2 separate regions of the Mus musculus genome follow, and region 1 is linked to region 2. Evidence: chromatin contacts called from ENCODE Hi-C or POLR2A ChIA-PET data. All regions are on one chromosome and are shown on one strand. The core of a region is the stretch at or near the end of the contact, and the rest is flanking DNA. Distances in the headings are between cores, read along the strand shown. Region 1 holds the start of Purg (purine-rich element binding protein G). Region 2 holds the start of Ppp2cb (protein phosphatase 2 (formerly 2A), catalytic subunit, beta isoform).

What was found. A loop is a pair of places that touch in the nucleus more often than their neighbours do. ChIA-PET counts read pairs that join two places held with the same protein, here RNA polymerase II (POLR2A).
Region 1: a map of left cerebral cortex shows a loop between it and region 2 (9-fold over the local background). The contact joins the promoter of Purg here to the promoter of Ppp2cb in region 2. A Hi-C loop is called at or near these places in 14 of 37 maps with a recorded cell type or tissue (adrenal gland, gastrocnemius, heart and 1 more). POLR2A ChIA-PET finds 5 or more read pairs at or near these places in 2 of 5 experiments (Patski and embryonic stem cell).

Annotation. Positions count from the first base shown.
Region 1 is chr8:33,384,193-33,387,773 of GRCm38, forward strand. Purg (purine-rich element binding protein G) reads left to right here and starts at 1,650. Exons shown (of 2, transcript NM_001382855.1): 1 at 1,650-1,871; 2 at 2,138-3,581. The coding sequence starts at 2,144. The coding sequence ends at 3,196. It overlaps Wrn (Werner syndrome RecQ like helicase), which reads right to left and starts at 1,335. Exons shown (of 34, transcript NM_011721.4): 1 at 1,150-1,335.
Region 2 is chr8:33,597,686-33,601,402 of GRCm38, forward strand. It overlaps Ppp2cb (protein phosphatase 2 (formerly 2A), catalytic subunit, beta isoform), which reads left to right and starts at 1,936. Exons shown (of 7, transcript NM_017374.3): 1 at 1,936-2,333. The coding sequence starts at 2,232.

The sequences.
Region 1 (3,581 bases), core at 400-2,899, 210 kb before region 2:
AAAACTCGACCAGAGCTTCCCAACACTTCAGGATGACACACCAGATTCCTAACATAGTCATGAATCCTGCATAATCTCTCTGATCTCTAAGAGCAGGCCCCTTTTCTCTACCCTAAAGGCCTTTCTAGGTTACTCTTACTCCAAGCAGCCTCCTTCAGGCTTGCACTTTCTTTCCTGTCCCATAGACACTTCCTTCACAGTGAGGACCTATTGGGAATTGTACCTCCCAACACCCACTGGCCCTCACCCGTCTTTCTTTCATTTTCACTTTGTCAATACTGCACTTGGCATTTTGTGTATCTCTTTCCGCTAAATTGTGAGCTCAAAAATGGGTAAATTTTCTGTTTCATTCATTTTGTTATCTCAGCAGCGCTCAACAATTATATGCTGAATTAGCAGAGCTGGGATGCCATTCAATTGAAGAGCGCTGTATCAAGCAGGTGAGTGGTCCCAGTCTGGGGTTCCATCCTCAAAGCAAGAGGAGACACAGGGGACAACTAGTATACAACGACATCGAGTACCAAACTGCCCTATACGCCGCAGGCTTTGCATACAATCTCTAATAAAAGATCAAGAGGGCATGACAGGGTAGGCCGTACTCTCTTGAGTTCGAGGACAGCCTGGGCTAAAAGTGTGAGGGGCTACAGAAGAGAAGCCGGGTCTCAATAAAACCAAAGGGAAAAATAAGGCTGAAATTTGTTATTTGGGGACTCTGGATTAGCATCCTAAAGAGTTTTTTGCTCTCCAGGTTTTTACATATCAGGTCTATGGGAGAACGAGTCATATTCAACAAGACCAAATGCTCATTAGTACAATGACTTAACCTTAAGAGGTCCAAAACAATTTGCTCAGTAGTGGAAAGTCGGTTGCCTCCCCGGACTCAGTTACCTCTGCCTCCGAAGCGCTATAAACAGCAGCTGGGGCGGAAGAGGCGGGAAAGCCCACTGACGGGACCAGAGGAGGCCTGTGGCTCCGAGGCCCCTTTCCAGGGGATCTGAAGGAGAAAGGAGGCAAGGCTCCCTTTCCAAGAATCTCCCCAACACAACCCCAAGAGAAAGCCTCGTGGGAGAGAGAAACAAGCGTCCGAGATGCGTAGATATAGCCCAGGGTACGCAAAGGGGAGAGGCAAAAGCGGGGAAGGCACGTTACCCTGAGAAGAGCCAGATCTAAGGGTCTTCTCCTCCAGCAGGATGATTTATGGAGGACTGAGAACCAAAGCCCAGGACCCAGGCATCGAGAGAGGCCTCACATTTACTAACTTTATACCAACGGGCGCCTCGGTGCACTTCTGGTCTGGCGACTGCCCTTCCCTGCACTCCGCCCGCGGCCCCGCCCAACCTCTCCCAGCCGCGCCGCCCTCCCACCCACCGCAGCCACCCCGCGCAGCACGCATGCTCAGAGCTGACGGCCGCTGGGCACGCTGGGAAATGTAGTCTCAACGCAGGTGCGGGTGAGTCGCGGGAAATCACAACCCTCCCGCCACCTCTCCTGCCGGCTCTCTCGCACGCCGGGTCCCCGCGCGCTGTCTGCCGTCAGGGCGCGCCCGGAGGCAGAGCCCGAGTCCCCCGTCTTTCCGCTAGCGCGGCTGGGGAGGCGGGGTCCCAAGCCCGGCCCCTCAGGCAGCTCCCCGCCTCCCTCCCGCCCTCCCCGCGGCGTCGGGCCGGTGCCCGAATCCAGGCAGCGGCCGCAGGAGGCGCGGCGGCGGCGGTGGGCGCCGCAGGCGATGCCCCTGCCCCGCTGCTCCGGCGGGGGGCAGAGCGCGCGGCGGCGGCGGCGGCGGCGGGGAAGGAGGCGGGGGGCGGCGGCGGAGGGGCCGAGAGCTGGCGGCGGCGGCGGCGGTGGTCGTGAAGGGCATCGGTGACGGAGATGATGTGAGTGTCGGCTGGCTGGGACCCCCGGGGCTGCCGAGCCGGAGCTGGGCGGCTGGCAGCGTACGGGAATCGGAGCGGGAGGCCTGGGGCGGCAGAGGGGATGCTGTGTGCGCGGTGCGGAGCCGGCCGAGGCCGGAGCGCGAGAGCCGGGCCAGAGTAGGGGTTCCGGGCGGCGGCAGCGGGGGCAGTGCGGACCCAGGGGCGTCTGCGATTGTTCTCAACACCCCTCCCCCATCCCACCCCGTGTGTCTGTTTGTCACTTGCAGCTGAAGATGGAAAGAGCCAGGCGAAGGGGAGGCGGCGGCAGCGGCGGCGGCCGTGGCCGCGGAGGCAAGAATGTAGGGGGCCCTGGCCTAAGCAAGAGTAGACTCTATCCCCAGGCCCAGCATTCTCACTACCCCCACTACTCCGCGTCAGCCACCCCTAATCAGTCTGGGGGCACATCCGAAATCCAGGAGCTAGCCTCCAAACGTGTGGACATCCAGAAAAAGAGGTTTTACCTAGACGTGAAGCAGAGCTCCCGGGGCCGCTTCCTAAAGATAGCCGAAGTCTGGATAGGGAGAGGCCGGCAGGACAATATCAGAAAGAGTAAACTGACCCTCTCCCTGTCGGTAGCAGCAGAGCTGAAGGACTGTCTAGGCGACTTCATCGAGCACTATGCCCATCTGGGCCTGAAAGGCCACAGACAGGAGCATGGCCAGAGCAAAGAGCAAGTCTCCAGGAGGCGGCAGAAGCACTCTGCACCCTCCCCACCGGTGTCAGTGGGGTCAGAAGAGCATCCTCACAGTGTCCTCAAAACGGACTATATAGAGAGGGACAATAGGAAATACTACCTGGACCTAAAGGAAAACCAACGAGGTCGCTTCCTAAGGATTAGACAAACCATGATGCGGGGCACTGGCATGATCGGTTACTTTGGCCACAGTTTGGGCCAGGATCAGACTATTGTCCTCCCAGCACAAGGTATGATTGAATTTCGTGATGCCTTGGTTCAGCTGATTGAAGACTACGGCGAAGGAGACATAGAAGAACGAAGGTGTGGAGACGACGACCCACTTGAACTCCCAGAGGGGACCTCTTTCAGAGTGGACAATAAAAGGTTCTACTTTGATGTGGGCTCTAATAAATATGGAATTTTCCTGAAGGTAAGTGAGGTGAGACCGCCTTACCGTAATACTATTACTGTTCCGTTCAAAGCTTGGACAAGGTTTGGGGAGAATTTTATCAAGTATGAAGAAGAGATGAGGAAAATTTGCAACAGCCATAAGGAAAAGAGAATGGATGGCCGTCGGGCCAGTGGTGAAGAACAAGAATGCCTGGACTAGCGTGAAATTGAACTCCAGCAGGCAGAATTTAGAAATCAGTAATTGGCTAAACGTACTGATCCGTAATCATGATCATTTGAAGAAGTTTCTCCTCTTTTGGGCCCTCTGTTATTAGTAATACCTCTAATAGTTTATACTTAAAAGGAGTCTGATTCTCATGTTATGTTATACATAGATCACTATAATTCTCATGGGAATTCCAACCTCCCCAGAGCCAAATAGTTTAGCTGCTTCAACTGCTCCAGACTATTGAAGTATGCAGATCAGCACAGAGTGTGACATTCTGACCTTTAATCACGATAACTTAAGATTTACATTGCACTATGACAGAATCTTGAAAATGATGATACATAGACTTAATACAAAAGTGTGAATTTCTATTTAA
Region 2 (3,717 bases), core at 686-3,185:
AAGATCTGCAGCCCTGCCTGTTGTTCTCTTAAACTCTGACAAACGGGTCCTTGAGCTTCCTTCTATTTACCAAAGCTTTCGTTAATAAGACAGAGAACGCACTCAAGGGAATCCTGAGTTCCCCAGGCATAGCCACACTTCACAGAGAAGGCATTTAGATGTGGAGGGGCATGCTGCTAACCTCAGCAACTCACAAAGCTGAGGCAAGACACTGCAGGTACCAGTGCAGCTTGTGGCACACAGTGAAAACTGCCTCGGGGTGGCAAGTGTGGGGGACCAAATTCCTGCCTCCTCTATAGCACTACTTAGTAAAACACTTTAGTCTCTCTTACTTACTGCCGATATTCACTCATAACTTATAAAGTCAGCTCCCAACCCTTGCACTGTAGTAGTGTTGCTGTACCACTGGGCAGCTGCTTTTCCCACTCCATCGTTGAGAGAGGTGTGGTAGGTAGCAGTGCCTGTAATCCCAGAATTTGGAAAGTGGAGACAGGAGGATTAGGAGTTCAAGGTCATCCTCAACTCCAGAGCAGGGAGCCAGCCTGGAATAAAAGAAACCTTGTCTTAAAATAAACAAGGTCTGCAGAGATGGCTGGGGGGCAGCGTACTTTGCCTACAAGCCTGAGTGTGATGCCCAGAGCCCACCTAAAACTGGAGATCATCTACTTCACAAAGTCCATGTACTCACACAACTGACAAGATTTTGTGCTTACTTATTTCAACTAATGACAAATCTGCAGCTAGAGGCAGTTTGGGGATTGCTTCAAGCTGAGAAATTGACAAAACCAACTCAGGAACCATGACGCTGTTGAGCACTTGCGAACAGCAGAAGCAGCCGTACATGTTTCAGACCCAGGAAATAGGGTCTGTGAGCACAGCTTTAAAGGTCTCGGTATCTAGCCCCTGTTATATAAAGATCACTAATTACAGCCAAGGCATCATAGTAGTCACAACAAAGAATGATAAGATGGAATGGCCACAGAAAAATTTAAAAATCATTTCATGGTTTAAAGAGATTAGCTGAGGTTAGGATAAACACAGCTTGGTGGTAGTGGTGCACACCTTTAACCCCAGCAGTTGGGAGGCAGAGGCAAGTGGATCTCTGAGTTCGAAGTCAGCCTGGTCAACAGAATGAGTTCCAGGACAGCCAAGGCTACACTGAGAAACCCTGTGTTGAAAAAAACCAAGAGAAGAAGAAAGAAGAAAGAAGGAAGAGGAGGGGAAGGAGAGGGGGAGGGGGGGGGGGAGGAGGAGGAGGAGGAGGAGGAGGAGGAGGAGGAGGAGGAGGAGGAGGAGAAGAAGAAGAAGAAGAAGAAGAAGAAGAAGAAGAAGAAGAAGAAGAAGAAGAAGAAGAAGAAGAAGAAGAAGAAGAAGAAGAAGAAGAAGAAGAAGAAGAAGAAGAAGAAGAAGAAAGAAAGAAAGAATGAAGAATGTGTGCTACTCTTACAGATGCCCTAAATTTGGTTTCTAGCACCATATACCACCAACTCCAGCTCCTGGAGAGCCAATACTCTCTTCTGTCCTCCCAAGGCACCTGTACACACGTGACATAAACGTAAATACATCCTTTGTTAAAAGTTATCTTTCTGATATAGACAGAAAGGGTCTGAGATTCAAGGCTACGCAATGAATTACTGCTAAGAGTAGAAATTTACTCAATAAATATTTAGTGCATGCTCTAGGGTAGTGAAAGGTTGAGGGAAAAGCCCAACAGTCTCAATGCCCTGTGCGGAGAGAGGTCCAAGGCGAGAACCGGATTCCCCAAGGGCAGAGTGGGCAGGAGGACCGGGGGAAGGATGCAAGGGGACCGTTTCTCCGCCGGGCCGCGCGAGGGCGCTGCTCCCCTCCTCGTGCGCCGGGCCCGGCGGCGCCGCCCACTCGCCTTTTCCCGGCGGAAATGCCGGGGCGATGACGGAAACCCGGAGGGAGGGAAGAGAAAGAGCGAGAGGGCCGTGGCCAGAGCGCGGAGAGGCCTGCGGGTGGCAGCGGGCGGGCGGGCGCCGTCGGGCCGGAGCCGAGCCGAGCTGCGCCGCGCTCTGCGCTCCGAGCCGTAAGCCCTTCGCCGCGCCCCAGGCGCGTGGCCGGGGCCGGGCGGGGCGGGCGCTCCCGGAGGCCGGGGCCCGCGGCTGCCCGCTGGGCTTGGGCGGGGCGCGGGCTGCGCGCTCCGCGGCTCGGTGGTCCCGCCGGGGGCCGGCGGCGGGGGAGGCGGCGGGGACGCGCGGCTCGCCGCCATGGACGACAAGGCGTTCACCAAGGAGCTGGACCAGTGGGTGGAGCAGCTGAACGAGTGTAAGCAGCTGAACGAGAACCAAGTGCGGACGCTGTGCGAGAAGGTAGGCGGCCCGCCGCGGAGGCGCGCGCAGGGGTCGGGGGGGGAAACGGGCCCTGGCCCCCGGCTGGAGTAGGGGACGGGGTGCGGGACCCCACCCCACGCCCCGAAAACCAGGCTGCTGCAGTCCCCGGGCTCCACGGACAACTGCCCTGAAAGTCGTTAACACCGAGCGGTGGTTAGTGTGGCGTCGATCGCTCGCAGGTGATCCACGGAGTGCAAGGAGCTTTTGTTTGCACACTAGTGGGCGTGATGGCAGGCCGAGCCTTCTCCCAGCCTGGGTTTGGCGGAGGCAGATGACTGAAGGCTGGTCTGGGCGGCCGAGTGGCTATGGAGAGGGACGTCTTTTTCAGGAAGAAGACAGCAGGTGCTGAATTTGGAAACGGTGCTTACTGGCAACGTTAACTGGGATAGGTGCTATTTAGAACCGGCCACGTTACAGAAAGTTACTTCCTTTTTTTTTTTTTTAACCCTGTGTATCCCTCCCGACCCCACGCTATAGCTTGCAGGTAATGGATTAGGTAATCCCTTTTTGATCGTGTCTTCTCAGCTTTCAGACATGTGTGTGTATCTATTGGTTTATTAACCGCTAGGTTTTTGGGTTTTTTTTTTTTTTTTTTTTTTTTGCTTATATCATCTTATTTAGAGTCTTTTTTTTTTTCATTCCTCTTTTTTATTGTGGGCTAACTCGCTTCCCCATGTTCAAGAGCCCTGCGAGAGAGTAACGGAGCTAAGTATTCAAGTCAGAGTCTACATTTTTTTCCCCAGAAGTTAGGATCCTACCAAAGGATTTTGTTTATCCGTCTGATAACAGGCACTCCTTACTTGGGGTGGGGAGTGATAGATGGCTCTTGGTGCGCTTTTCAAGTTGACCAGGGCCTTTGTGGGTTGAATAAGTACTTAGCACAGGAGAGTTTCTTTCTTCTAGTAGAGCCGTGAAGAAAAGGGTGTTTCCCTCAGAAACTGTTTGTGTATCGTCTCAGTTAGCTTTTATTTATCTTGTGTGATAACCTGTAATTTCGTTAAGTCTTAAAGGTAACCTTTTAGGTGATCTCTCTCAAGCTGGAGCACCACTGGGCTGTCCAGTTTGGAAATTGAGTCAGTCAACCTTATTGTAGTTGTGACATCCAACCTATAAACCAAGAGGTGGCGAATCCGGCTAGGTGTTTCCATTTGACTTTCTGATAATTTTAGGATCCACTCTTACAGAAGGTTGTACCATGGCTTTGAAGTATCACACTGAAGTCTTAAACTCTTAGGAAGGTTTGTGAGTCTTTTAAAGTTTTTTTTTTTTTAAACTCCACTTCTAAGTAAACTGGATTACCAGTTATCCCGTGTTTTTGAGCTTACATCCTAGGCTGTGGGTCTCTTTTCTTTGCTTATCTCCA